Regions from separate parts of the Homo sapiens genome. Here all the other regions are linked to region 3. The links are chromatin loops, found by intact Hi-C in ENCODE. Cell type or tissue: endothelial cell of umbilical vein. All regions are shown on one strand. Each heading gives the region's core, and the rest is flanking DNA. Links, peaks and the distances in the headings are about the cores only.

Region 1 (10,420 bases), core at 59-5,058, 360 kb before region 3:
CTTAACAAACATCTTTTTCTTTTTCTTTTTTATCAAAAGAAGTGTGATTTCCTGTTTTATATATTGAAAACCAGCCCTCTGGTGACAAATGGAAAGCTGTGACTCTCAAGCCAGTTCACAAATCTTTTCCAAATCCTACTTCACAAATCAAATTTTCTTAATGCAAGGCTAGCTGCGTCACATATATCCTGTGTAATGTTTAACGAAGAACTTTCCCTTCTCTGAATCCTCAAAGCACCCTAGCAAACCACACGTACTCACAGAGTTGAATCCTGCCTGGAATTCTCCAGCAGTAGCCTAGCTTACCTTGTACCTTCCCCACTTAAGCAAGTTTGCAAAAGTAGCGCCTTCTCAACAACGTGTTTGGAAGGTAATAGGTTGAAAGGACATGACATAAAGGATCATGACAACAAAGGAGAGTATTTTGTTTTTCAAAACTTAACCCCTCTCTCACCAATCAGAAGGGTGCTCCCATACCAGGGTCCTGCCCTCAGGCCCAGCTCCTGATCCTCTCTCTTTGAAAGTAGGCATTATGCATTTTATTGATTCATTTATTGGGGTGGTGGGGGTGGTGCTTATTCCCCTTGCTTTCTAGCAAAGTGCTGAGGAGAGGAAGCATTTAATAAATCTGTTAATGACTGACTCAAAAGCAGTGGAGCAAGTGTGGAAAGAACCCTGACCTGAAATTTCCAAGAGCCACTGCCTTTCTCCTGAGCAGCTTGGTGACTTAGGCAAGTCATTGTCCAACTTACCTGTCCAGGGACCAGGTTTTTTGTTTTTTGGTTTTTGTTCATTTAAAAAAGCTTTTAAGCATGAAAATCTTTAGATGTTTATTCATTCTACCATAAAAATGTCATCAGTTTTTTTTCATTCTAAGGTTATTTATTAAACAATCCCATAATCAGATAGAGGTTTTAGAAGAAAGAATGAAGTTCTACGATTAACTGGTGAAAATGAGACCAATTATATTATACCACAGTATCTTTGCAAAACCCTAGAGTACTCTGAGAAGGAAATTATTCCTTTGCCTCATATATTCTTCTCTCTCTTTAACAGTGCCAATAAGTCTTTTCTCCCAATCTTCCTAAGAATGTCCACAAACAGAATCAATCTCTTTTTTCTTTTCTTTTTTTTTTTTTTTGAGACAGGGTCTCAATCTGTTGCCCAGGCTGGGGTACAGTGGCATGATCACAGCTCACAGCAGCCTCAACCTCCCTGGGCTCTGGTGATCCTACTACCTCAGCCACCTGAGTAGCTGGGACTACAGCATGCAACACCACACCCAGCTAATTTTTGTATTTTTTGGTAGAGATGGGATTTCACTGTGTTACTCTGGCTGGTCTCGAACTCCTGGGCTCAAGCAATCTGCCCATCTAGGCCTCTCAACGTCCTAGGATTACAAGTAAGCCACTGCACCCAGCCCAGAATCAATCTTATTAAGCCAAAAAAGTCCAGATTCTAAATATCTGAGCAAAACACATACACACACACACACACACACACATACACTACCAAAACAATAACACAACAACCACCATCATATTCTAAGAATATATTCTTAGAAGATATTACTGTTAACTATGGTTTTTTGCAAGATCACATGATATTTCAAACTAAGAAAAGCTGCATAAGTTGATGTCTTATAAGATCAGCAGAAATGCTCATACTTTAATTTTATTTATCTATTTATATTTTGGAAAGATGAGAACTTTGTACGTGCCTCTTTATTCCAGTAGGTGGCTCTAAAGTCCAATTGTTTATTTTTCTATAACAAGACCGGAGCACAAAATTGTGCTAAATTTGAAAAATAACTTAATGAGGAGTATTTTCTGCTTAGCTTCTTTCCTGTCAAAATAAAATAATTTTTTTTCATTCAATAGTAGTTGAACCACCTGAAGCTGGTTTATAGAAAACAATGCTAAACATAAAATGTTGCTATAATATGTTATAATATAACCTAAGATTCTTTGTATTTGTCCACAGATAGAATCCAGACTAACTTGGCAAAATTACTCCTCATTATGTGCTGTTTCTATAAAAAAAATAGTTTATTTGCACTTTGTATCCTATTAACCCTAGCTGTTCACATTTTCTTTTCCTTGGAAGTACACTGAGAACAGTTCTTTTTAAAGATTACCAGATTTAAAATAATAATAAAATAATGTGTGAGTTTGCTTTTTTCCCCTAAACTTTCCAGTTAAATACTTATAAGTACACTGTTTCATTCTGGAGTTCTATTTCCCCTTAGAAAACAATGGACTTCTCTCAACAGTTTGAATCACCTCTTTTTTTGGCATCTCTCAAAGGTTTAACTTATTAGCTTCCTTTCCAACAACATGTTGACATTTGAATTGTGACATATTAGAACTTTTCGGTGGCTTCTCGGAAATAGTGAGGTTAAAGAGACAATACCCTACAAGACAGTAAAACAGTGCAATTGTCTCTATTGGGGAATACTACTTAGACACACGTCAGGTCATTTTAAGAGAGTATTATGATATCATTATTTCTTTGTAGTCCACTATTAATCATGTCTCTTTTAATTCCATTTTAGATTTACTCAATCCAATGTGAACAGTCTAAGAAACAAAAGAAATTGATGGATACACTGTAACTATATATTATAAAGACAATTCTCTTTGCCAAGACATAGATCACTACTGTAATTTCCCTTTAAGAGTCCAGATTGTCATGTGAAGAATATTGAGTGCATACAAAATAAAAGACACGGAAGAGTGTTGATGTTGGCTTTATTTACTGGAGGTAAAAGGTGACATTCCAAGCCATGAAAGGCAAAGAAAAGCAAAGTGGATTTTAACTTCAGGGTGTTCTTTTCAATTTTAAGTGAGTTTTTATGGTGCTCATGAAACTGAGGTTTGAAAAGAACTGGCAAGCGCCAGATATAATGAGGGCAGATTCTGGGCATGCTTCCCCATATAGCAATAAGAATGTCCCTCGAAGTTCCATTTGCCATACCCTTACCAAGCTAGTCCTTTTCTCAAGGTGTTTCTACCACCTGATCTTCATTACCTCTCATCCCTTAGGGTTTTGGAGACACTTAAGCAACATTGTTTTCCTCTTCTAATTACAATGGCCCAAAAGTATAATTTGAATCCTTGAATCTAGGGATGTCTACATATAAATTTAATTTACTTTCTAATAACATTAATGGTATGCCAGCAGGCATTTGAGAAGAGACAGGAGTAATTTAAATGAAAACAAAATGAAAATTTGTAGCCCTGAAACAATATAGTGGGGAAATGATGGGATGTCATCTTAGAGGAATCAGGCCTTTCAGAAAATATACTTTTATGTTATAAAATAGATCTTTCAGCAAATAAAAATGCAACAAAGGAGTGATTTATATAGATTTTCTCACATATTTGTATATAATAAGTATGTTTGACCATGCTTATAAAATAGAGTTATAATGTCTTTAAAATCTGTATTCTCAAAATCTTGAGTATATTGCAGTCCAGTGAATTACATACCATCTGTGTTATGTGCCATAAGCAGAGACACTACTAATATAACTCTCTCATTTTTGTGTTGGAGAAAAATGGAAGGGAGTCAATTAATCTGTTAAGTTCCATAAAACAGTTAATAATGGGTCTCTTCTCCTATCAGGGTTTTATGTAAAAAGTTCTCTGGATTCAAAATAAAAATATCCTGGATCTGAAATTTTGTAATGAATATACCCCCAATAAATAAAGAGAGGTTCAAAAATATTCAACACTTAGAAAATTTTGAGTTAATATGAAAAGGTTGTTCATTTGTTATTTTTGCTCTCTCTCTCAGAATGTTCTATGAGAAGAAAAAACTCAATTCTTCCCAATATAAGGTGAAAGACAAGAAGAATGGGGCCTATAAGAAAATAGATTATATGGAAATTCCATTTTTTTAAAAAGTCATAATAAATATTTTAAAACCGTGTTAACTCCTCCAAAACTTTCTATTTGGTAGCTAATACCAAAATCCAGAAGCACAACATGTTATGAACTAACCTAACTCCCATACATCTGAAACTTTTGCCAGTTGAGATGGTTTTTTCATTTTATCACATAAAAAATTAAATTTTCCCAGTATCTTGCTAGACTCTTTTTATTTTTCTATGAAGCAATATTTGTGCCTTTGTAAGTATGAATATTATATTTGGATCTCTGGATACCTCAATTTATAAGGATAAGTTTTTATAGTAAATGTTTTAGTAACAGATTTCTTCATGTTCTTTTATTTTTAAAATTTGTTCAAATAGCACACTAGTGAAATTTCTAAATGTTTATTTAAAATTCTAAATGATTCAAGTAGTTGAAAAGTAAAACTAGAAATCCAAAATTGTTCAGTTTTACCACTGGTAAAACCCACAGCTTAAGGCATAATTATAATATTATACATGTATATAGAAATTAAATGCCCTAAACAGAATTATTATAATTAATTTATTTTAATCAAACCCTGAAAGCAATTCCAAATGCAAAGAGAATATCCATTCAGCTAATACTCACAAGGCTAAGTTAAGTATAAAAGACAGTGGTGATATGAAATTGATTGAGCAAATTTAGACTTCCAAACTGTACATTTTCATGTGGTGTTATTTATAAATATAAATGTGCTTAGATATATTACATATTTTATAATTTGACATAAACATGGCAAAGTATATGTTTTGGAGAAATTTTTAAATTTTCATATTAGTAATCTCATGTATATAATTCTATATAATAAGAATGAATGCTTCATGGCACATGATTAATTCTTATTATATATCATACAAGTTATATGTAATTATATATTATGTTTTATAAAATTTATATTATATATACTTGGAATTAGAATTAATCATATATCATTATTCATTTTATTTGGTTAAGTCCAAGATGACAGCAGTAAAGCAGGCATAGACACTCATAAGCACTTTGATAGGAAAGTTAATATGCCATAAAAGACTTTCAGTCTAACTCTGTTTTATACTTTGAAGGACTGCTTTCAACCAAATCCTCTATCATTAGTTTTTTCAAATGGTAATCAGGTGGGTCTTGTTCATTATACTAGAGAACAAAAATCTGGAATCTGTCAGATTCTTTATCTGTGGATTGATTTGAAGTATTATGTTTGTATTGTTGAGACAGAAAAGTTCTGCACACAAGGGGGAAAATAAGAAAGAAGGAAAACACATTTACTTTTAAAAAGATGAACAAGGCTTTATTGTTATGAATCCCCGTTTATTTTTCCTGATCAAACACTGGAAGTTTTATTTATGCTTAATAGACTGCATTTGGCATGTCTAAAAATGACAGAAGCGTGAATTATGAATGACCTTCAACCTATGCAGGAAGTTGTAATAATTGAAATAATAGAGAAATATACTCCCAGCAAAATCTGTACTGAGAGAAAACCTTTTCTGGCTATTGGTGTCTTTTCACTTTGAAGTTAACAGTTGATTTCTTCCTCTTCCAGCTCCCAACATTTGGCCTAAATGCTTTATTTTCTATACCTTCATTCAATATACTTTCTGAAGACAAGGAAAAGCTGAATGGAACTTCAGCAATTGGAGGGTGGGTAGGAGAGGAGGTAGGTAGCCGTTTGCATGTTTGAACAAAGTCAGCATTTCATATGGACATATCTGTCAGTCTTGGTACTGCAGAGAGGTGGCATCAAGTCTACAGATACAATATATGCATTAGGAAACATAGTCTGGACCCTGATCTATCCATAGTAATGTGGGAAACTCCAATTCAGGAATGATGTAAATTTTAATAGGAGTATCTGCAGGAAGGATCCTATTATACATTCTGAGCCTAATTAATAAGAGGTAAAGAGAAGTGTCTTCAGCAGAGATTGATGACTGAACATAAATTTGTTCAACACTATGGAAGCTTTATCATGGCTAAGCATTGCCAAAGCAAATCACCCTTAGTTTCTCCAAAGAAAAAGTATCCCATATTTGTCTTCAGGGTCACAGTCTAAAGACAAGAAAATATTAATTGAAAAAGATCAAGTACTGCCTTGCTATATCCACTTCCTAAATGAAAAATATGACTCCACGAGACCAAGATATCTTTGGTGTGGAATTTTTTTCTTCTCCACATCTTTATCTCTTTGTCAGTAACATGAAGAGAAAACCAAGTATAACTTATTGAATGAAACAAAACAGAGAGAGAATTGTTAGTTCTAGTTTGCATAAATACGGCAATTGATAAAGATGCACATTATTATACACGAAGCTTACAGTGTACCCAGCCTGAAAGCCTTGCAAGATGTCTCCTTAAATAACCTCTGAGGGTCTATCTACAGACCCCCCAAAAATATCCATTAGCCACCTGTCTTTAATGTGGTCATTTCATCTGACTGTATAAAAACTGATGTTCATTTTGAATGGTTTCCAAACCTTTGGGAAGAGTTCCATCATTACATTACAAAGAAGCTAAAAAGATCATCTTTGGTGTTTTACTTGGCTGGAGGCTTCTCTTGTGTCCTTGACCAAAACATTATCCTCCTTCATGGCTTGTAAAGCATTCTTATGACTTTTATATGCCCTCCCAGAAATAGTTACAGTCTATTGTGTATGTGATGCTTTGTGATCTTCCTGAATGAAAGGCGATATATACATGCAAACACTAACTACTTAAAATGTACACTTAATACTTCAGGTCACCCTCTCTTTCAACTTATGCAGTTTGTGAATCTTAACAAAAATCCTAGCGTTATGTCAGTGTTGCATCCTAGGTATTGTTACATGAAGGAAACTTCACTGGGGCAGGGGATGAGGTGATGTTTGTTTTATGATGTAAAAATCAAATGGCAAACTATGTTTGAAAGAGTTTCATCTTCAGGTGAAGGAAGTAACTTGTCAGCCAGACAACATCCCCCCAAAGTCAGCTTAGGCACTGTTCACAAAGCCAGTCTCTGGGTATTGCCAGCTGGCATTCATCTTAAAACAGCAGAGCATAACTTTGGTATAAAAGTGGAACTTGACTTAAAAGCAAAGCAAAGAAAATGCCCAAAGCCAATAATAACTTTAACATCAAAAGAAGTGGTACAAAATGTGGACAGATACCCTTGTAAAGGAAGAGCAAATTAACAAATTACCTGACAGTAGACACAAACATTTTTAAAAAGTATAAAGAGGGTAACAAATTACATTTTTGCAGTATACATAGCTAATCTACCTTGCTGTTTTGCACAAATTGTACTAATCGAAAGATGCAGGAAAGTGGATTTTTTTTCATAGTAAAATCCAAAGAAAATAATAATTGAGCCCATAATAAGCTCACAATAAAATGCTGTTCTAGTGTCACAGCAGTCTGATATAATCATTCACGTGGACCTAAGGAGAGCGAACGCGGGGTGCCACATCAGCTAGGATCGTCCTGGAAGCAGTTAAAACTTTATAAGGTAAAGCACAAATGAGAACAATGCCTGTTCCAACTGAAAACACTGTAGAGTCTTGTTGCCGTTCATTAACCACAAGGGAGCTGGCAGAATCCTTAAGTGAATTCTGACTTTGTATTCTCTGAGGGGCACTCATTCTTCTGTAACTCATTTCTTCAAAATATACATCAGGCATTAGATAATCTCTTATCGACACATTTCTTTTTATTCAGAGTGAACAGCAGACTTCTCTTTTTCTACTTACTAAATACCAGCTGTCAAGGGCCTACTTAAAAATGAAAGGACTTATCACCTTGTGTAAATGACAAGATTAATAATGTCTTGGGTTTCTGAGAACTTTATTCTACTCATAGACCATGTTAGGGCAGGCCAGGAGTGTGTTCCTTCTTATGGTACAGAATACACACACACTTACATATACAAAACATTATCCCAAAGTACTCGCCCAGATCATTCTAACTATCAGTGGAAAGGCAGATTTCATTTAAGTCTAAAAAGTCAACTTACATAAATTGTATTAATTGTAAGTGGAAAGGCAGGTCTCATTTAAATCTAAAAAGCCAACTTAGGTAAATTGTGTCTTAGTGACTCTCTGATTATTACCAATATGTTTTCACTATGAAGATGTATTAGAGTAAAGCTGTTGTGTCCAGAGAACTACTCCATAAGTACCCAAACTTTGTGAATCTATTCAAACATGAGAACTGGCCTTGTCTGAGGTGGATGGGGGTCTATGGGTAGGTAGCCCTGGTTCTGATCCAGGCGAAGGGTATATGTGGGGTCAAAAGGAGACTTATCAAAGGATGGAGAGAGAGGTGAGAACAGGGTGAGACCGACCAAACCTAAAGCAATGAGTTATGTCCACCAATCAAAATGGTTTGTAAAAGTAAGACAGCTACAAGACTTTAAAGGAAAGAATATCTAAATAACTAGTTTTCTTTAAAAAAAAAAAACAATATATCATGTAGATGTTTGGTTTACTTCACATTAAACACATAGGTGCTTCTGTATGTAAATGAAACCTCTGAATAATGAAAAAAAAACATTTTTATGCTTCCTCTCTATATTGGTCCTCTTGAGGACCTAGTCTGGAAAGAGATTTCCTTAACCAACTCTCTGCTTTTGCTCCTACCCTGCTCTGCCTTTCAGGGCCAATTCTTGCTCCTGAAAGCAACCAAGGATAATTTCAGGTTGTTAGAATGTAAATATTTAAGCATTGTCTGTCTCAGTAAAAATTTCCAGCTAAACACCGTGCCACAGCCATAGACCTATGTAGCATTGTAGAGAAACTTTAAGGGAAAAATAATTAGAATGTTAAGGATAAAGAGACTTGGGTATCTTTAATGGATCTATTATTTTATGACTTGAGTGTGACTGTGACTCAATTGACTAGTGTCTTTGGTATAGCTTCTTTCATAGAGGTAAATTACTGTAGTTAATACATTTTTTCAGGGGTGAATAAAGATATCAGTCAGAAGCCACAGCTACTTAGAAATTATGGTTTAGCAGTGATGTCAATGTTTTCAGAATGTGCATCTCCAAAAACATCACTGCAATAATTTTGGAAGCATGAAATGAAAGAGACGTCTAAAATCACAAAACTTGAGTCTTTCTAGGCAGCACTGACAAGAAAGAAAGCTGCCACAAAGCTCATTCTGTCTGAAAAAAAAAAAATCTGAAATGAAATAACTCACAGAAATCTACTGGAAAATTTAAACTACTCAGGAAAATTTCCTTAAATAAAATGCTGGTAGAAAGGTATGGGGAAAGTGGTAACTGGGTTGCTTTCATTTTTATTTTTTCTGATACAAAATAGATTACATCTTTTATCAACTTTACTTAAAAACCAAAATCCATGCTGTTTCTAGAACTTCTTCACCCACAAAGAAATCAAATACAGGTTATCCAGCATACAACATTTTGACTGTCCTTCTACTATCAAACTGTATTATAATCTTAGCAAGCACATTTATTTTCTTTAATATGGCTCCTCCATATCATTAAAAACTGATCTGAATTGATTAAACTTGATCTTTTAACATTAGAATTTTTAAAAATATGTATCTTTGAAAAAGTAAAGTTCAATTTATACACTCTTGTTTTGTCCTGGGTAATCTTTTTATTTCTTTGTTAGATGACCTAATTATTACCATGACTAACTTGCAATTGAAAACTTCATCTCAAATTCCGTTTTTTTAGAGTCCAGGATTTATACCTGTCTTGCTCTAAAATTCACTTGATAAACTTTATCCGTATCTAAAAATCAGAGCAAAGAGAAACACTTTTTATAATTTCTTGTAGAGCGTTCCATTTGCTTTTGTGTTAGACAGGTGAGTTGATGTCATTAATGCTTAATAATTACTCCTATACCAGGGTCTCTCTCTATAGCTAAATATTAAATAATACCTCCCACAATGGGAGTGTTCATTATGTGATGAGTTGTGCTTATTCACCATTTGGCAGCTCCTATTCCTCATGGAAAAGAGAGCAAAAAACAGACCTAGAGAATCTCTTTAGTCAGCTCTTTTATCATTGTACCTAGTCCAACATTCACATTTCAAAGCTGTCTAGAATTGCTAGTTTTAATTGGATTTTAGAATATTCATATGTGCTTATAGGTGAATATGCTTATAATATATGCATACACTATTTGGGTGTCTCTTCCCTTTTGTCTTGTCAATTGGGCTAAGAGTGATTGTATACATCTACACGTATCATACAAATCTGACTTTTACCTCTGACTTTCCTCCCTTGTTGTTTATGGATGAATTTACTTGAATTTCACAATTACATTATTTGATATGCATTCTGTTAGCATCTTAGATTTCTGTCAGCATAAGAGTTAAAAATTACCACTTAAGAAAAATGTGTGTCTAATATTGTCCTTGTCTGTTTTCCCAGATTAAGTATTTTCTCTGATTCTTTAGTCAAAATAAGTAAACACGCTATTCATTAAGTCATAAAACTGGCATATTTTCTTTTGAAAACAATGGATTTTACAATGTATATTTCAAAAGCAACTATGGTA
Region 2 (10,493 bases), core at 2,287-7,286, 67 kb before region 3:
GAAGAGTAATTGCAGTTAATATGAGATTAATTGAGCTGCACGTGGAGCAGAGAAGATTGTGCAAGACAGTCTTCAGAATCCTTCTTCCAAATGCAAAATCATAAAATGTTGGTATCACTTAGGCATCCAGTTAGTAACATAAGGCTAACAGAGAATGTAGGAGGAAGAGACTGCATTTAATGAATGCCTACTATGTGCCAGATATTGTATGTATACACGTTAAATCTTTGTGACAACCCTATTAGGTAGAAATTAATCAACCCCCAATTTACAAATGAGGACATTGAAAACCAGAGAAATCTACATTCAGAGCCTATATTCTTTCTACTAGATTACTTTTTTTCAATAACAAGCATGGATATATAACAGAGAGCTTCTCAAGGTATGAATTCTTTTTTAAAGCCTCTTCGAGCTTTTTATAATTATTGGTATTCCCTTTCCCTCACATGTCACAGAAATACTAATATGTAAACTTTTTAGTATTTCCAATTCATTTTTTAGTAAAAATTATGATGTTTAAATGCATATATTATCATTTAAAGTCACAGAGCTATGCTAGTCTCTGTATTCTTTATCAAGTGCTGTTATTTTTAGCTCTTAATGTAGTATAATAGCTTTGTATTTTGTTAAGGTAAAGGATTTGCACTTCATTTAGGTGAGTCTAGGTAGCTAATTATGTCAAAGAATGAGGTTTTGAGTATACTATAGGCCGATATTTTCACACAAATTAATTCTTGGTCTAAAATAAAAGGAAACCTCTTCAGCTATTCAAAAGGAAGTCATTGTCCTTACTGACTATAAATAATAATAGGGCTTTATCTTGTCCATTTGGTTATTAAAAAGAAGATGAACTTGTGTTGACCAAAGAACTGGTGAACTTGATGTGGTGAAGCTAATGGAAATCTCCACTCAGATGTGAGTTATGTCCAGGTCTAAGTTTTTTGCAGCAATCTCTTGTACAGAAGATGGAATCACGAGGGAGAGAATATTTATTAAAATAAAAAGCATCCCATCACAGAGAGGAGTTGAGAGATTATTGCTATCTTTTCTATCATTGTAACTCCTTTTCAGGACAAAATATGTGTGTATGAAAGATAGCTAAGTGGTAACTAGAGACAGAAATAAATTAATGAAGTGGTGAGTTCAATTGTGTCTCCTCAAATTCATATGTTGAAATCCTAACCTCTAATACCTCAGAATGTGGTCATAAGGAGGTAGTCTTTAAAGTGATAATTAAGTTAAAATGAAGTCACTAAGGTAGGCTCTAGTCCAATATGACTGGTATCCCTATAAGAAGAGGAGATTAGAACACAGTCAATGCATGGGCACAGAGAAAAGGCCATGTCCTGGTGGCAGGTGCCTGTAGTCCCAGCTACTTGGGAGGCTGAGGCAGAAGAATCGCTTGAACCCGAGAGGCAGAAGTTGCTGTGAGCCAACATCACACCACTTCACTCCAGCCTAGGCAACACAGCGAGAAGAAACCAACCTTGATCTTGGACTTCCAGACTTCAGAACTTCAACAAAATAAATGTCTGTTGTTTAAGCCAGTGGTCCCCAACCTTTTGTAAACCAGGGACCTGTTTCATGGAAGACAATTTTTTCATGGACTGTGGGGGGTTGGTTTTGGGATGAAACTTCCACCTCAGATCATCAGGCATTAGATTCTCATAAAGAGCCTAGATCCTTCACATGCGCAGTTCACAATAGGGTTCACTTGCCTATGAGAATCGAATGCTGTCAGTCATCTGACAGAGGTGGAGCTTAGGCAGCAGTGCTCACCTGACAGCTGCTCACCTTCTGCTATGCGGCCCAGTTCCTAACAGGCCTAATAACAGGCCGTGGACCGGTACTGCAGGATTGCAGACCCCTGCTTTAAGCTACTCAGTCTATGGTATTTTGTTATGACAGCCCTAGCAAATGAATATATAAATCTTAAAATTTGTTGGAAAAGAATATGCTCATGAGGTCATACACACTCTATTGTACCTTTTTTCTACTTGCAAAATATCTTTTACCTCAAATTATTTTTTGTAAACAAAACTCTTAAGGCTATTATCTACTTTTTCAGACCAACAAACTAAAAGAATGAGAGCTTTTGTGGTAAAAGGGATTGGAATCAAAGGTCAATGCCCTTGGTCTGGGTTTTCACCCTGACATCACCTGGAAGTCTCTGTGCTAGGCACTGGGAAGGGAAAAAAATAAAAGAAAGGTGCAAAGAAAATGAAAAGAGACTCTGTCTTCAAGAAGCTCATAGTCTAGAGAAGGAGCCAGACACTTGGATACTAGAAAACAAAGCCAAAAATATATGAATGTGGTATAACCAAAGAGCCACAGGAACAATAGGCAGAATATAATTAATTTTAGCTAAGGATATACAAAAGATATCATGAGTGTCAGTTGAAATGAGAGACTGGAGTCAACTCTAAACTTCCTTGTCAATATAAAATGCTGTGGTAACAGCCAGAATGAAAACTCAGAATACTTGATCAGATATGCTGTATATAAGCTTTTCCTGTCATTCCAGCTATAGGATCCCCAAACTGCTGGACAATTCAATCAAGCTTCCTATTAAACCACTGTGTATAGGTGTTACGTGTGTGGGTGTGTATCTGTCTGTCTTAGGGTTGGTGTAGAGAAGATTCACTTTTTTAATTAAATAATTTTGCAGTATAAAGAATAGATTACATTGACTCAGATTCAGTCTAAGCAGTGAATGTAACCTCAGATGCAAGCTGCAAAATGGAAGGAATGTATCTATCTTATTCTCCATCACAAGCTCAGAGACTAGCATGCTATCTGACCCATAGCACATGTTCAACAAATATTTGTTGCCTGAATGTTGCATGGATGAGTAAACATATTTTCTACCAGATGAGATGTAAAGTTTATAGGGAGAAAACATCTTGAAAATTCGGCTCTAGAAATATCCTAACTCATACATGTCCAGTAGCTAGATGTAGTAACAGGTTTAATGGGTTTAACATGAAAAGATTTTAGTTCCAGGCCCTTCCACACTTAATAGTTGCATACCTTATACTGTGTCACTAATCCCTCTTAGTCTCCATGTCATTATTGGCCAAATAGAGTCAATGATATTACCACTTCTCTACGTCAGTGTATTGTTGTGAAGATCAAATAAGATATTGTGCATAAAAAATCCTCAACAACAAAGCAAGAGGAATGGCATAAATGCAGAATCAGGTAGTCTCTGTGTTGCAGAGTCCCACTGTCTCTCCTACAGCTGAAAGTTCAAAGATATAGCTTGACTTGTACTTTGCAGAAGGGCACTTAACTCTAAAAGAAGAAAATAAACTTTGAAAAATGATTAAGAATGGCGTGAGTTTAGAGAAGTTAGAAGTAGAATGTTCATTGATGCCTTCCCTGGTAAGATTCTACTTTGAACAGTAAGTCTATTCCATTCATAGAACTAGCTAAAGGTAATTTGTTTTTCAATAAATCCTCATTTCCAATATTCTGGATGGCCTCTGGCAGAAAATGTTATATAGCTATAAAATGCAATCTTTCATCAGGGCCATTTTAAGACTTTTGCCTGTCCTAGCTACTTAATTTTGGAAGCTGCATCCTATGTTATATCAAAAATTAAAATGTAACCACACTCTATATTTAACATAATTAAAACACAACTCTAGATGATTTGAATTATACTGGACTGGATGACATAGTACTACATTAATAAACATTTATTAATTGTGATTTTATCATTTTCATTCATATTTTTAAGCCAGTAATTTTTTTCAAGTAATTTTTTAGGCCCTTGGAAAACTAATAGCTCTCAGGTTCTAGGCTTACAGTGGTAACAGATAAAACAATTCCTGTATTTCATAATTGTCTAATTAGTTACTTTGTATAATTGCACTGGATTTTGAATAAGGAGAAAAAGGCCTCCCGCACTATTTCCTAGTAATCTGTGTCCACAAGTCTATTTTCCCTACCTGCTATGTTTGCCTAAGACTGGTCATTTGTTACCTGCTAGTTCCAATTGATTTCCTTTGCCTTTGCCTCCTTTAGCCATGAGTGCAAAGAACAGACCATACGATTTATACCAGCCATCTAGTACCAATCATTAGATAACAAGACCCTTTACTGAAAGCATTTAGAGTAAAACAATACTTTAGGTTTACCTTTGCTTTCATTTCCTTCTTTATTACACTAGGTTCAAAGTGAGGCCAAAAATGGTATCACAAGGCCTATTTAGACATCCAAGCAAAGAATGCCAAGTCATTCTAAATAAATCCCCCAGCTGCAGTAGAATTTTACACATTTTCAAGTGCAAGTTTCTAATAACATTTTTGGGCTTGTTTTTCCCCTTGTCTGTTTCAGTCACTGTCTTTATATATAAGGGGAAATGAGTCATATTAAATTATGCTCCAGCAAATGTCCTATAAAGACATATCTAAGCCATCCTGTTTGCTAATAAAAAGATAAGATTTGTCCTCTGAAAGAAGCAAGGTTGAACTATGCCAAAGAGCTTACAGCCAGAGTTAGACAAACCCAAAGTCATTAGCTGGTGGGGAAATCTGAACTTGTGGCCTTTCTTCAAGTGGGAGGAGTAGGAAGGGAGTAGCAGGGACCTGTCAGCCTTGGAAACTCAAGCTTGTGGCGAGAGGCTGGGAACTTCCTGTGGTTACTAAGAGGCTGCGATACCTTGCATAGATGTCCTGATAATTGTTTTCTAAAGTTGGCACTGCCTACTGGCTTACCGTTGCTAGTAGAACATTATCAAAACCGGGGTCTTCCAGAATTATAGGTCTCTAAGACCTACATAGAAGAAATAAAGGTCCCTTGACCTGTTGCCAAATGGTACCACAAGAAAAAAAAGCCCTTATTTCAAACTTTGAGCTCAAGTTAACTTCCCTACTTTGTAATTCCCTGATGGATTCCCTGATTTACTCACCTGATTAGATTCAAAGTCGCACAGACTAATTTCAATATTTTCCATGGTAAATACAATTAGGTAGACTGGTCTGCCACAAATCCTAAAGCCAAATACACACGGTTGTGAGATTTTTAGATTCTCCTGTTTGGGGTTCTCAATTCAGTAGCATGAATTAGTACTTACATATAGAAATGGCTAAGAGCATCCAGCATACCAGGTAAATGAGGTGTAAGGCAACACGAGATGGCACAGACCAAGGGGTTAGGAGAGGCCATGCTCCATCTAAAGGAGGGAGCTGCTATCAGGTATGGCTGAGTGTTGCCATGGAGAAAACTGGTTTGATATGGCCACATAATCTGATACTTCAAGATAAATCAGAAATTTGGATTTTGGGGTGAGGTTTTTCACCTTTTTTTTTTTCACATTGTGTTAGCCAAACTACATGTGTCTACAAACTGACTGTAGGCCAGAGAGACAACAGTTCGAGACCTAGTATGAATCTTGTTTAATTCTCTCCCTTTGTCATGAAGAAAAGTGATAGTTCCACTGTCATTTTTGTGATAGTACTACTGTCTTTTTTTTTTTTAGACAGAGTCTTGCTCTGTCACCCAGGCTGGAGTGCAGTGGCACTATCTTGGCTCGCCACAACCTCTGCCTCCCAGGTTCAGGTGATTCTCCTGCCTCAGCCTCCTGAGTAGCTGGGATTACAGGGGTGCACCATCACACTCGGCTACTTTTGTATTTTTGGTAGAGACAGGGTTTCACCATGTTGGCCAGGCTGGTCTCGAACTCCTGACCCCAGATGATCCACTGGCCTCAGCCTCTCAAAGTGCTGGGATTATAGGCGTGAGCCACTGTGCCGGGCTGTCATTTTTTTCTTCTCATTATTTAGCCTTAGCTGATCTCAAAGACTTATGAAACAGTAAAGCAGATGTCAATGTCTCCCTCTCTAACACACAAACAGACATATACTTTCTTCATTAAAAATTACAGAAAACATTTAAAATATGAAGGTTCATCATGTGGATAAATTATTTCAACCTCATAGAACACAAAAAGCCCTGTTAGGCTATACATCTATTTCATTCTTCTTCTTTACTATTGAATTTTAAAATGTGTGCACAGTGAGGTGACCCTTATATCAAAGACTACAAACAGTGCTTAAAGATATGCAGCACCTTTTTAAAGAAACACACCTTCTTATAAGCACAGTTAAAAGGGAAAAGGTTAAAGGCTACAGTAGATTGTTCTATTCTGTGCCAAGATTCTGCTCCAGCTGCAACTAAATAGTGGTTCTCAGGCTTAATTAAATAAAGACCCGTGTAAATTCTAACTGTTTACTATGTGATTAGAACTTCTCTGGGCAAAAAGCTCATATTTGATTTCCTTGCTGTCTGCACTTGCCCAAACCCTTTACCCACCAGGTATGTACTGAAGCTGTGTAAACTCAACATTTTTCTTTTGGAATCAAGGGTAAGATATAAAAGTTTATAGAAACGGTGAGACCCAATTGTGGAAAATTCATTTTATGTAAATGGAAAAAAAGTATTCTATATATTAGAACCAATGTTGTCATGATGAAATTTCTTTGACTAGGCCGGGCATGGTGACTCACACCTGTAATCACAGCACTTTGGGAGGCCAAGGCGGGTGGATCACTTGAGGTCAGGAGTTTGAAACCAGTCTGCCAACATGGTGAAACCTCATCTCTACTAAAACTACAAAAATGTGCTGGGTGTGGTGGGGCACACTTGTAATCCCAGCTATTCGGGAGGCTGAGGCAGGAGAATTGCTCAAACTCAGGAGGCAGAGGTTGCAGTGAGCAGAGATCACGCCATTGCACTCCAGCCTGGGCAACAACAGCGAAACTCGAAAGAAGGAAAGAAAAGAAAGACAGACAGACAGAATGAAAGAAAGAAAAGAAAGACAAACAGACAGACAGAATGAAAGAAAGAAAAGAAAGAAAGAGGAAGGAAGGAAGGAAGGAAAAAAGGAAGGAAGGGAGGGAAGGAGGGAGGGAGGGAAGGAGAAAAGAAAGAAAGAGAAAGAGAAAGAAAGAAAGAAAGAAAGAAAGAAAGAAAGAAAGAAAGAAAGAAAGAGAAAGAAAGAAAAGAAAGAAAGAAAATTTCTTTCAATAACATTGAGAGCAGTAGTTTTTAACCTTTGTGAAAAATCATCTAGAGTGCTTGTTAAAAATGCAAATACACAGGGCTTGTCCCCAGAGATTTACTGTGACTGTAGGGTGAGACCTTTCAAATGTTTGAACGCAGGAGATTCAAAGATCACATTTGGAGAAGCACCTATCTAGAGAAAAATCCTACTTCCAAGTTTAACGTTGGAGAGCTGTTATCTGAATTCATCTGGGAAAAAAAAGGGTTTATTCTTAATAATGGGGAGGTGGCAGAAATTGCCTCTTTAATTTTACCCATTCTCCAAGTGTCAAAACGTAATTGATAATTAAGATTATGTTCCCTTTAATATTTTTCAAATTTAGTTTATTTAGATAATGAATACCACATGTCCTTCAATAATTTTAAAATTCAGTTAATTTAAAAATTGTATAAATAGATTCTGAGATACTAAACAAATATACAGTCAAATTTTTTATGTTTTCATTTGAACATTCTGGGGAAAATAAGCATACTTTAGAAGCAAGCACATATAAATGCATAATTCAGTTAGGTTTTTTGTTTTAATTTGTCCTTGGCATTGATGAAAAACAAATTAGCTACTCTCCTTGGGTGCCTACCAGAAATAATAGTAACAAGTTGAGCTTTTTTCCTCCTCAGTAATATGTTCCTTTGTAGATAAGCACAGTGGAGAGGTAAAATGATGTATAAAAAGTTTACTGTTTTTTTTTTGTTTTGTTCTAAGATGTAAATGATAGGGGAAGGACTGGGAGCTATTTCAGAAATATTTATTCCATTGAGACAATGAATTTTGGTCATTAGAAGAAAGAATCATGGACTATCAAAATGAAACAAAAAGACAGCAGATTTATTTCTATAGCAAGTGTCTGTACATAAAGAGCAGGCACACCTCACAACATTGTACATTTATTGTCTTACAAAATGAACTGGGGTTGAGGTAGATGTAGTAAGGAAAAAGCTTTAATGATGTGAGGCAAATTTTTAAGAGAGGAGATGTTTTTATTTTTAAAGAATTCAATAAATATAATGATAGTGTTAAATGTTTTTGTTGTTTTTTCTCTCAAAACTATTTGAACCACTTATTAATCTCCAGTCTGTTTCATCAATCTTTTATGATGTGTTACAAGGAGTTTCTCAAATTTAAACTTCATTACATCATTTTATAGTTATAAACCCTGACCACTATAATTCTTGGTCCTAACTAGGCTATGAAAAGAGGAATGTATTCATTAGGCTAGTACAGTATGGGAAGCCTGTAGTTTAACCAAGGTTAAAACAAATAAGATGCCAAAGTTCACAATTTTAAATAAACTCAAGAACCTGAAAAAGATAATTTAAAAACAACATAGTGCATTTCTATAGTTTGTCATTATTTCATCTCTTATGGAAATATGCAGCAATGATGGTCTTTTTCTATATCTAGAAAAAATACATAAGTGATTTTTAACAGTAAGAAGTTATTTGTGTTTGGATTTCCTTCGCCACAGCTTCCTTAACTAGCTCCTGGGTAGAATTCATTAATTTTTATTAACAGGGAAAACATTTGTTCCCGTGACAATATTTGCATTGCCTGAATGATTTTCACCTCTGCCACAAGGTGTACTATCGGCTCATACATCACCCGATTACTTGGAGAGCAGAAAGACCCTCAGTCATTAGTGAGTGAATTAAAGATGATCTTAAGAGCTATTAATCACAGTGACAAAAGCCTTAATGTTTCTGTGACCCTAGTGGAGCCTGGGGACCCAAAGGGAAGCAGAGGGAGAGAAAATGGAAACATATGTTTTCTCCAAAATAACCTACCTTAGGAGAACTGTCAAAAAGAGAGTCACATCAAACTAAGAAATTCTGCCAGCAACTGGCCTCTGGATTATGTGTCTATTTATCTTCTTGTGAACTCATATTTCCTTTTAAAATATATATTTTCTTGCTGTAGACAATTAGAGGGCCAAAACTAGTGTCTTCTGTATCTTTGATTTCTTAATTCCGTTTATTTAGAACGACTTGTGCTTCTGCTAAACTGCATTTCTTGAAAAAATTCAACATAAATTGCATTCAGTCTAATAACCACATAAATCAGTATAAAAACAAGCAGACAATAGCAGTAAAGTGCCATTATAAACATTAATTCAAGCAGATACAATATTCCAATAATGGACCAAAACGGTAACATTATTAAGCACTACAGTCGGTTACAAAACTTGATCATTCTTCAATGTATCTGGCTGTATTTCCCTGGATGTTTACAAGATTATAATGGCATCAACTCCACTGTTAATAACATAGGCACTTGCTGGAATTTCAATTATCTTTCACAATATGTTGACATAAAAAACAGACTACAACTGGCTATTTCTGAATATGGTAAGAAGATCCATATCCCCTTATTTGTATGCACGTCTTTGTTTACATAGCTGAGGAAGAAATATCACATTGTGCTTATGTTTTGCAATTGGTTCTGAGTCTATGACGCAAAAAAAAAAGGGAAATTCTGGCTAAATCGCTTTTTTTTTTTTTTTTTTTTTTGAGACAGAGTTTCGCTCTTGTTGCCCAGGCTGGAATACAATGGCGCAATCTCCGCTCACCACAACCTCCGCCTCCCAGGTTCAAGCGATTCCCCTGCCTCAGCCTCCCAACTAGTTAGTATTACGGGCATGCGCCACCACGCCTGGCTAATTTTGTATTTTCATTAGAGACGGGGTTTCTCTGTGCTGGTCAGGCTGGTCTCAAACTCCCGACCTCAGGTGATCTGCCTGCTTCAGCCTCCCAAATTGCTGGGATAACAGGTGTGAGGCACCGTGCCTGGCCCTAAATGGCTTTTCTACACGTCAGTTTCTTCAATACGATTTGGATTAGCAAAATTAATGGTGAAATTATAGTTTTCTCTTTTGACATTGATACTATGTTGCCAAATAAAAAATCCTTTTTTTCAATCACTTTTCAGTGCCTAATACAGTAACTAACACATAATTAGGGCTCAAAAACTATGTGTTAGACTGACTGAATTGGATAAATATTCAATGTTATTTATATTGAAAAACAAATATGACTCTGGATTAAGAATATTAAAAATTTTTGGAAATTTTTTATTCTCAATAAGTTTTTATGTTTTGACTAAAGAGTCCAAGTCAATACAACTGAAAATACTTGAGCTTGAACGACATAACAGGATTATTTTATTCATTAGAAAAAATATATTTTAAGGGTAATTTTCTTTCTGGAATCATAGAGAATAAAAGAGAAAAAATTATGAAGAAGTTATTTTGCTACGGCTAAAAATAATTTCAGAGTACTTTAAAAGTCTCGTGAGTAAAATAAAATCTTTTATGAACCAATTAGAGTTTTGTATTTGACTTTATGATTCACACAGCTCTGTAACTAGATTTCATTATTTTCTCCATCTCCCAGATAAGGAAACCAAGGCTTACAATATTAAACTAATATTC
Region 3 (10,493 bases), core at 3,501-8,500:
ATTTTTATCCTGAATCATATATAACAATCCCTGCCTTCAATGTATAATATTTTCAACCTAAGTAGGAAATAAAAAATAACTACTTGTGTTAAGCGCAGTCACAAAATAATATTAAAGATCAAGTTAAATACAGTTATTTACCATACACGTGTTTAATACTATTATTATATAACCCTACCTATAATACTGTTATTAAAGAAATAGTAATAAATGGAGTAACCAGTAAAATTAACTCATATTAGGCCCGGCATGGTGTCTCACGCCTCTAATCCCAGCACTTTGGGAGGCCGAGGCGGGCAGATCACTTGAGGTCAGGAGTTCAAGACCAGCCTGGCCAACATGGCTAAACCCCCTCTACTAAAAATACAAAAATTAGCCAGGCGTGGTGGTGAGCACCTGTTGTCCCAGCTACTCAGGAGGCTGAGGCAGGAGAATTGCTTGAATTCAGGAGGCGGAGGTTGCAATGAGCCGAGATCACACCACGGCACTCCAGCCTCGAAGACAGAGAGAGACTCCATTTTAAAAAATAGTAATGATAATAACTCATGTTTAGAAACATAATCGTACCTACCTGTCTTTTCTTATTTAAATAGAATAGAAAGCTATAGTCAGAACAATGAACAATCTTCTTGTTCAAGCGCTGAAACTTTAGCTAATATGTCTTTTAGTCACTGTATTCTATCATTTTTCTTGAGCCTCCAGCCATACCATACAACTCCATTTATTCGTTCAAAAAGATACTTGAACATTTGCTGGGTACCAAGCACTGGGGCTCAAGAACAGAACTCACCGTTAATATGGTTTATTTGCAAATATGGTTTATTTGATCAAGTAGCATGTCTCATAAAACTTGATTCTAAATACCTGTGCAACACTGTCATTTTATATTCCTCATCTTCAAAAGGAATAATGAAGCTTTAATCTCTTGCAAAACCTGTATGGTTCTTCTCCCTTCTCAGATAGCACCACGAGCTCCCACCAGTAACAAAACCACATTGCTGCCTCCTTCACTTTGCAGTTCCCTTAGAATCTAACGAGGAACACCACACTCTGCTTTGAACACTGTCTTACATACATATATATGTATGTATGTAAGACATACAGACATATGTATTTTTATATATACACATATGTATACATATATATATATATTTCACACATACACTGGGTGTATATTTATATACTGGGTAACTGAAGTTCCTCAGATGGGAAATGATTTAATCTGTAGCAACGTCTGACTCTGCATATAATGCTGTGTGAAACAGAAACAGCCCTGACACTTTATGAATAGGGAAATGAGAGAGCCTATTGAAGAAAGCTTGACAGCAAGAATGAAAGAATGAAGATTCAACTTAAGCTGTTGAAAGCCTAACAAGATAAAGGGCAGGAGAGTCTCCTTAAATGTGATGAAATAAGGCCTGAAGGGAAGGAACCATAGAGAGATTGACGAGTACACACTTTGAAACAGAAGATGAGTGTGTTCAACCTGACAGTAACGTGGTTAAATTAATCAAAGTACCAATAACCTTAAACGGTAGGAAAGAATACAGATTTATGCAGCAATCATCTTTGATGGTTGGTGTGAAATTTGAGCTAGATCAAAGAGGTAGAGCTTTTGAGGGAAAATAATTGTTATGATTATACAGCCTTCTCATAACATGTAAACATTACACTGACCATTTCACCGTCTTCTCTGCTTGCCTTGTGTTTTATTTCCTCCACCTTAATATTTTAAAACAGGGGACAATCTCAGTTTTTATTACCCAAAGGAAACACCTAATTTTAAGTGATGTTGCTCTTGTGATTTTTACTGATAAATTTTTGAGAGGGAATATTTTCAGAGAGTAAACTTATTGGTAAAACTAACAAGTTGACAGTTCACACTGCCCAGTTCTTCCTCTCTGGCTCCCAAGGGCGTAAGGCAGCCCAAATACCAAGCCCGCTCTTTGCCTTACTCTTGATTCATGTTGCTATGCTTTGCAAAACTGCTACCCAAGAAGTCAGATGCCACAAGTTCTAACTGTTGAGAATACAATTAAAGCAAGGAAAAGTTAAAAAGATCAAACTATTCTCAAGGTGTAAGCATTGAAATACATTAGCTATAAGCTAACTAAAATGGCCAACTAATCAAAACACCCCATTGAATACACTCATCACCAAAGTTTTATTATACACCACTAAGATCTTCCTGCTTTCACCTATCTGTATTAACTAATCGAGAGCACAATCTTTTAAAGCACTTATTCTTCAAGGGAAGGTAGAGGACAGTGAGGGACCCTGGAGCATCTGTATTTTGTAAAAGCTCCCAGTGTGGTGATTCTGATTCATCTTTCTACTCCAAACTTCCAACTGAGAGTCACTGCCTTCATGAGAAGAAATCTTTTAGTTATCTATTAAACTGTTTCAGCCATGGTGCCATTCACCTTCATCCTTATCATTAAAAATCAATAATGATGATCCAAGGAATGGAAGAGAGTCAATAAATGACACTAGTGAGGATGGAGAGGAGAATCGTGTTTGAAATTCACATCTAGCTTAAATCTTCCCTGTTGTAGGCTAGATCCTTTTCTCCTTCTTGGAAGACATTTGGTCACCATGCTTCTCTTAATAGTCCTTCATACAGTTGAGGACAGTTATTAAGTCACCTCTAAACCTTCTCAATACCGGTAATCCTGATTCCATTCATCTTTTTTCATCAGTGCTATTTTCCAACCCGTTAATCATTTTCATTGCTCTCCCCTGGACCCTATCCAAGTTCTCCACGTATCTTTAACCTTCTGTGAATTATGTGACCGGTTTATAGCTTTGATAAGCCTGGGTAGTGAAAAAGGTAGAATCTCATCACAACAGACTATAATTGTATGTGGGGGAGGACAGGGATGGAGCAGCAGATGGTTCAATTGTACAGAAAGTTTCACCACAAATATGATATTAATTTAAGTTTTTATTCTTTGATAATTATTTCTAAACACACCATATTATAATATTCTGAGCTACAATTAGAGTCTGTATTTTACACACCTGTCTTTTTAGTGTGAACCTGTGTCTGGCCTGGTTCTTTTGCATAATAGAAGAGACTATATTTTTCGAAAGAATGCTTGTTTCTTAGTTGAAACAACTTTTAATTACAAAGAAGTACTATTCATAACACCTCTAAGAAATGGAGAGACTAGCATATTTTCATATTCCAATACTCATTCTTTCCATGGCTTTTCCAAATGAGGCTAAATGGCCCAAACCTGAATATACTGGTAATTTGGACACTGGCCTCACTATCAAAACTATGAACCAGTCACTCACAAAAGCTCTTCAGTTTCAAAGCCATTAGTCACATTGTACTTACAGAAGGCAGCATGGCACAGTGATGTTAATTGATGGCTGGCCGCTTACTAGCTGAAAACTTTCAGCAGGTTGGGGTTGTCCTTTCCTCTTCTTTTAGAATAGATAATAATAGAGCTGTGTCATAAGACTGATGTGAGGATCTCATGAGCTATACCTGTAAAGTCTTCAAAACAGTGCCTGACACATAGTAAGCATAACGACCCTACCAGTAAAAGGGTCGACTCCAACTAGAAGTCACAAATATGGAGAACAAATGAGGACATGCAAAGCTTTTCTCTTGGATCTGCATTTAGGATATGGGAGCCTCCTCAAACAAGAAAAAGCCCTGTTGTTATGGGGAAATTGGAAGCAAAGAAAATTCTGCAGTGGCCAGTGGCAGAATTTCTCACCATTGAAAACATATTAGGGATGGGCAGAGTCTATCAGGAGTTCACTGGAATTCAGTGGCTAGCCAGTTGCCTCTATAAGCCTTAAAGATTCCCTTGAAGACAGACAATACACCCGTCTTTGGAAACATATTCTCATGTTAGAACCAAACGTGCATATGGAAATTATTATCCCTTAGCTAAGAGCTTTTGTTTTAAAACCCTTGTGGTGTTTGTAACCTAAAAGAGGGATTTCCTCAAGTTTTCTAAAACTGCCTCATTTTTTTTAAGAATCACCATGATCCATACCTCATTTGAGATCAAGTGAATCGTCAAACTAATGTGTTTTTTCAGGAAGCTAATTCTGTGACTTCCTTAAAGAGAGGGTTGCTCTTCCCAAGGGTTATCGGCAAGCCACTGCTCTGGCTCCTTGTGCCAGTTGTTCTTCCTGACTGGCCATTTCCCCTCTGGCTGGAGATAACCCTGCAATGACTTCAAATTCTTTCGTTCAGTATCTGATTCCATCTCCATCATAAAGCCTTCCTCAGAGCATGGTTGGACCTAAGCATTTCCACGTCTTAGTTCATTCCCAAGATCCCAAGTTGACTTTTGCTTGAACTTCAGTGGAAAATCCAAATCATGTGAAAATCAAAAAGAAAATAATGGCTCTTTCTTGATTCTATTTTCTAAACATATGGTAATGAACAATAAATGTTTACAGGTAGCTGTGATGGCTACAGAAAAATTTTCTTTGGGACCCCCATAAAATAGATTATATTCAGTAAACACAGCCAAGCATGCATAAACTTTAAGAAAGATTTTAGCCTTCTATCCATTCAAACTATTACCCTATTTCTTCCCTCTTTATTGCTACCATTCCTTCTGAAAAAGAGTTTATAAATTCATAACACATTAAAATGAGCAGACTCTTTAGTTCCTTAATCCTAGCAGTCTGATTTAGTAATTTCTTTAATGGCAATATTATTCTCCCCATGCCACAGTTCATATTTGACTTCTCTTGACTCCTTGCTTCCCACTTACTATCAGCAACCAAGTCCTGCTTATTCTTACCTTATTATATTGTTCTTTCTATCCCTATTGCCACAACCTACTTCAGGTCCTTATCATTTACTCCCAATGCTTCTTTTGCAATAGCCCACTAACTAGCTCTCTAATTCTTCAATTTTTCTCTTTTTCTTTTTCTTTTTTTTTTCTTTTGAGATGGAGTCTTACTCTGTTGCCCAGGCTGGAGTGCAGTAGTGTGATCTCAGCTCACTGCAACCTCTGCCTCCTGGGTTCAAGTGATTCTCCCGCCTCAGCCTCCCAAGTAGCTGGAATTACAGGTGCCTGCCACCAGGCCCGGCTAATTTTTTTTCTTTTACTGGTATTTTTAGTAGAGATGGAGTTTTACCATGTTGGCCAGGCTGGTCTCAAACTCCTGACCTCAGGTGATCCACCCGCCTCGGCATCCCAAAATGCTGGGATTACAGGCATGAGACACAGCTCCCGGCCAGTTTTTCTCTCTTGTAATTCATCCTGCATACCTTTGCCAAAACAAACATCCTAAAGCATAATTCTGATTATGTCTCCTCACATTTCAGACATTCCAATGGCTTCTCATTATGTCTAAATAAAGTTCAACTCATATAAAGTCAATGTGTTTGTTGAGTGAATCAGTACAAAAATTCCATATGTAGGCTTTAGCTATTTATCGAATAAAGTACAAAAGAAGAGTTTTGTTTTGTTTTGTTTCTTAGGCCAACATATGCCATATATCCTGTTTGTGGCCTCAGAAATGTGTGAATCACATTGATAAATCAGCTGAAAAAACAAAAGTTAGTATTTTACACCTTCTCTTCTCTAGAGTCTTAAAAACTCCTTCAGACTTCAACTGAATATGCGCTTTATTTCTGTTCTCTCTATTGATTCTTCTTCATTAATGTTTAATCCAAGGAGCTTTGAAGTACAAGATGACAAAATACATAATTTGTACCAATGTTCACAATTATTTCTTCCATATCAGTTAAGTGTAATTTGAAATATTATATCTTAAATTAATAAAGAAGATTTAGTAAAAACATGTTTACCTGTGTGAAAAATATTTATTGAAAATAAAACTTATTTTTAAATCCCACGAAAATAACAGACCAAAATGGCAGTGTAAGTACATGCCAAAATTGCCCCCTGTTCAAAAGCGAGAAATAATGGATAATGATTTTTAAAATATATGAAAGTGAAACTCTGTCCAAAAGCAAGAAAGTTTTCATGGACCATAAAAGAAAAGGAAACCTACAATACTAAAGGATGCTCGGTTTATGCCCAAAGATGAACAGTAGGTTTTGGGTTTCAGTGTTTATACAGAAAAGGGCCTGAGCCTGCCCCACACATGACCCAAGTACACTGCATAAAGCCAGAGTTAAAACTTCACTGCCAGCCTCTGAACAGAAGGCTGTTCTATCCACACTATCACAAGACCTGGTGGAGTTGAGGCAACTGCTGAATTACCATACAGGGAAGAATGAATTCAAGAAAATTCCCATGCAAGATAGGCTCTTAAAAAATAAATTTACACAAGAAAATCAGCACTGTAAAGGTAATTGATAAGCCCAATAGAAGGGAAACCTATACAAAGAAATAGAAATAACTAAGCAATCTGAAATGGACTTTAAATAATGATGTTTACAATTCTCTAAGAGGAAAAGGAGCATTAGCATCAGTGAAACAAAAGTAGGGCTATAGAAAAAACAATACTTATGAAAAAAACCAATTGGAAATTTTTAGATGGAAAAGCGTGAAGTAAAAAATTCAACACATGGTCTAAAGAATAAACTGCACACAGCTGAAGGGAAAATTAGTTAATTTTACGAAGAAACAATAAATCTCACAGAATGTAAAGAGATAAAGATATTTAAATAAATCAGAGTTAAGAGATATAAAACTATATACATATGAGTATATAAATATCCATATGTTTATATGTATACATATATATACCAGAAGGAAAGGACAGAAGAGATACAATATTTGAACAGATCATGGCTAAGTTTTCCAGAATTAATAAAAGACATGAGCACTAGAAACAGTCACAAGAAGTACCAAAAAAGAAAAGTCCAAACTTAGAGATGTTGCAGTAAGACTTCAAAAGGTCCAGGATACAGAGAAAAATCTTAAGCTTGCAGAGAGAAAAGACAGATTACCCACAAAAAAAAAAAAAAAAAAAAAAAAAAGAGTATAGTCAGAATAAGAGAAGAACTGTTCTCCTCAATAACCAGAGCTGCTAAAAAACAATGGACAAGTATTTTCAAAGTTCCAAGGCAAAATAGCTAAACCAGAATTCTGTATCCAGTTGTCAAACCATCATTCAAAAGAGCAGACAAGAAGAAGATATTTCCAGACTTATAAGACCTAAAAAAGCTAACTTCTCAGGAGCTATCTTGGAAAGAAATACTAAACAATTTACTTCGACCAGGGGGAAAAAAAAAGAATGGGATGCAAGGAAAAACAGGGACCAAATAAGTCAACAAAACATGCTGATATATCTAAAGCATTATATGCTTTAAAAGAAGCTAGAACATAATAATGTCAAAAATAGGAGTTGATGGCAAGATCATGCAAGAGATTGAAGGGATGTTAAAATGTATTAAAGTCCTTGTCTTCCTAGGGAGGAGGTTAAGACTACTAACTGCAGACATTTTTAGGAAAATTAAAAATTATAATGTATATTAAGGGTAACCAATAGAGGAAAAGCAAGAATAAAAATACACAGCTTGGTAACATTTTCTAAGGCTCTCTAGCCCTCACTATCTATCTCCAGAAGAGATAAAAACATCCTGTTAAAACTACAGATCTTGCTTTATAGTCACTTATGGCAACAGTGTGAAATTTCCCAGACAGCACTATATTCAATCAGTTACATTTTATAGTTTTTAAATAATGTTTAATAATTTAACAGTAGGATAAAGGAAGAAGGTTTAAAATAACTGAATAAAAATATTAGAAAAAGCCTATTTATTAGATCATAAAAGTCTATCAATGGATACTGTTAGATGATATATCTGAAAGTTAAATAAAACTGGATGAAGCCCCACACAATAAAAGTCACTGATGGCATTTGGACAGGCCTTCCATGAGAGCAGTGGATTAGGCAATCAAATAGGTACATACTCCTGTATCTTCCATAAGTCTGATGGCTTTTTTATAACCATCTTTTTAAAAGTTTCAATCATTAATTGATTATTCAGCTATGAATAAATACATAGATGAAACCTGTGTATGTCAAAAAGAGACAAAACCATATTTTAAAAATTGATATATGGAGAAAAACCAAATTTAACATTAGAATTTTGAATACTGCAAAATAATAATGGTACTTGTTTCTGAGTGACATGATTATAGTTGACATTTTCTTTTCTAAACAAACTTTTTAATAGTTTATACAAAAAAACACATATCATTTTCTATTGCTTTATCAGGCAAAAACAAATGTTTTAAAATTTTAACATTTTCCACATGAACCCATCTTATAAGGATTTAATTACTAAGCAATTATATAAATTTAAAGAAGCATTTCAAAATCCTAAGTAATTCTTCTAATACAAAAGTAGTTTTAATTGATTGGATATTTTAGGTTTAATTATTCACCTACATGTATAATATTAGATTATGTAACATGTTGCTTATTTTAAAAACAGGGCTAAATCTGATTATATAAACTTAATCTCTTCCACTGATACATTGACACAGTTGTTAAAACAATAAAGTCTCAAAGGAGAGAGGAAAAGTTTTAATAAAGAAAAGTTTTAAGAAAAATCAATTTATTCTTAATCTAAATAGAAATTAAGTTCAATTTGATCATTGTCTAGATTTTTATAAACTCAATGCATTTGTCCGTAGAATTCAGGAATACAACTTACTTATCTCTCTGTTAACGCCTGCATTAAGGTACCTATACAATCAGGCCCCTCCAGATTTAATAAAAACACTTATTTAGAAATATTATTCTCAGATTTCCAACTATAACAGGGTAACTATAAGGTTTGCTTAGAATTTGAATATACATGCCTGGGTTGAGTTAAGTACATTAACATACAGATTCCATTCTGCATGACTCTGTATAATGTAATGAACACTAACAGACATCCCATTTCCTATATCTCATATGTAGAAATTACATCCCTAGAGCTAAAGACTAGAAAACAGACATCAGAATTTTTTTTTAAAGTGAAAAGCATTTTCTAATAAAATTACTGAAAGGCATTTTACATTCAAGATATAATGATGTTCTACTTCTACTTAATATTTTTATCTTTATCAATTAAAAACAAACAAGAAAACCAGAAAAACCTCTTATTGGAGGCCACGTTTTTAACCCAGCTCTGAAAGACTCATTTGAATATTGCTAATAAAAAATGTTTACATGCCATTTCTACAAATTCTTATTATTGCATCTAGCTCAACAAGCAAGTCTGCAATTAACAACATAAAACATTCTTTCCTATGCCGTTGACAAGATTTTTAATGACCAGGCTAGTCATTTACCAACTTCCTTTGCTTAAAATCTAATAAAGAATTCATTCACTTTTGGCTCTCATTCATGTTAGCTAGAGTTTTTCTCATCCTCAAGTAGAGAATGAATTCAAGATTTTAATTAGAAATGTTGGCTTCCAAAGCTATACTCAAGCTTTTATTTTTTTAATTTATAATTATGTTTAAGGATAAAACACTGTGCAGAAGTAGCTACACAACATGATTGCTGGGTCAGCCACTTACTGGTTCAAGGTCTGTATCAAATAATTATACTGGCTGAAATCCACAAGAAATAACTGATAACAATAATGCTACACAGTGCATTAGACTTTATTTAGCATCACCACATATGTCACATAATGTAATATTCACAAATTGTGGGAAAAGCAACATTATTTATGATCCTCATTGTAGTTATTGTTTTCTCGCAGGCCAGGATCTACTTCCTTTTCCTACAGTGCTCTGATTTCCTTTTGAATATTCACCTGTTACTCACAGAACATAGACAAGAAACTGGATTCAAAAACCCATCTCTCTTACAAGCTGGCAGCCTTGCCAAATTAGACCACTCATTGGAGTCCTTTCTGTGAACTTGATGCTTGCACAGAGAAATAAAGATACAAAAAATATTTAGAGGTTTTCATTTCAGTGGCAGAATCCATATCAGATTCTTCCTGCTACAAGACCTATCCTGATCTCCAACTCCTTGGAGATGCCTTGACTACTGTCCCATTTCCAAGTCTGATTTTCCTGCTTTCCTTTAATTCTGTGTGCTCCCAAACCTATTCTAATAAATTTTCTTTTGCCTAAGTTAGCCAGAGCCAGTGTCTGTTGACTGCAACCAGAGACCCCTAAAAACACCCTTTTACACATCAAATGCATAAATGTTAAGTAATTACCCAGAGTTGCTCAATGAACAAGAAAGTGGTAATCTCATGACTTCTAATTCAGTGTTCTTTACACTCTGCCACAGATAAAGATGATCATACAACACTTTTTAAATATAGAGCTTGGTTTTCCAATGGTAAAAATGGCTTTAAAGTTCAACATCATTATAGGAGTAATTTGTCCTCAGGAAGAAATGAAGAATAATTTAATTTTGGATAGTTATAAGTATGTCATAGAACTTTTAGAAAAATGCCACTCATTTCCATCAGCAATATTTTCAGATTGTTATAAAGATATAAACATATTAAACCATATGCTTCATATATTAGGTTATCAATGCCTACTGTTGACTAACTTTCCCAAATACTTCTT

Evidence for each region. Peaks named below come from ENCODE experiments on the same cell type or tissue, not always from the same donor. Only the 100,000 strongest peaks of a DNase experiment are listed, where the experiment ranks them.
Region 1: it touches region 3 in a loop (10-fold over the local background); 8 of 110 quality-filtered maps call a loop at or near these places.
Region 2: it touches region 3 in a loop (6-fold over the local background); 3 of 110 quality-filtered maps call a loop at or near these places.

What each region holds. Positions count from the first base shown.
Region 1 is chr3:169,131,630-169,142,049 of GRCh38, forward strand. All of the region lies in intron 3 of MECOM (MDS1 and EVI1 complex locus), which reads right to left. Among named protein-coding and RNA genes, the nearest start is that of LINC01997, 130 kb to the left of the region's middle. In endothelial cell of umbilical vein, for the core only: no CTCF peak of the experiment used is centred there; DNase peaks (open chromatin) are centred at 1,732 and 2,392; H3K27ac peaks cover 672 bases.
Region 2 is chr3:169,426,695-169,437,187 of GRCh38, forward strand. All of the region lies in intron 1 of MECOM (MDS1 and EVI1 complex locus), which reads right to left. Among named protein-coding and RNA genes, the nearest start is that of MECOM-AS1, 16 kb to the right of the region's middle. In endothelial cell of umbilical vein, for the core only: no CTCF peak of the experiment used is centred there; a DNase peak (open chromatin) is centred at 4,467; H3K27ac peaks cover 2,241 bases.
Region 3 is chr3:169,492,439-169,502,931 of GRCh38, forward strand. The region is part of intron 1 of MECOM (MDS1 and EVI1 complex locus); the gene reads right to left. Among named protein-coding and RNA genes, the nearest start is that of MECOM-AS1, 50 kb to the left of the region's middle. In endothelial cell of umbilical vein, for the core only: no CTCF peak of the experiment used is centred there; DNase peaks (open chromatin) are centred at 4,183, 4,693, 5,403 and 6,113; H3K27ac peaks cover 4,517 bases.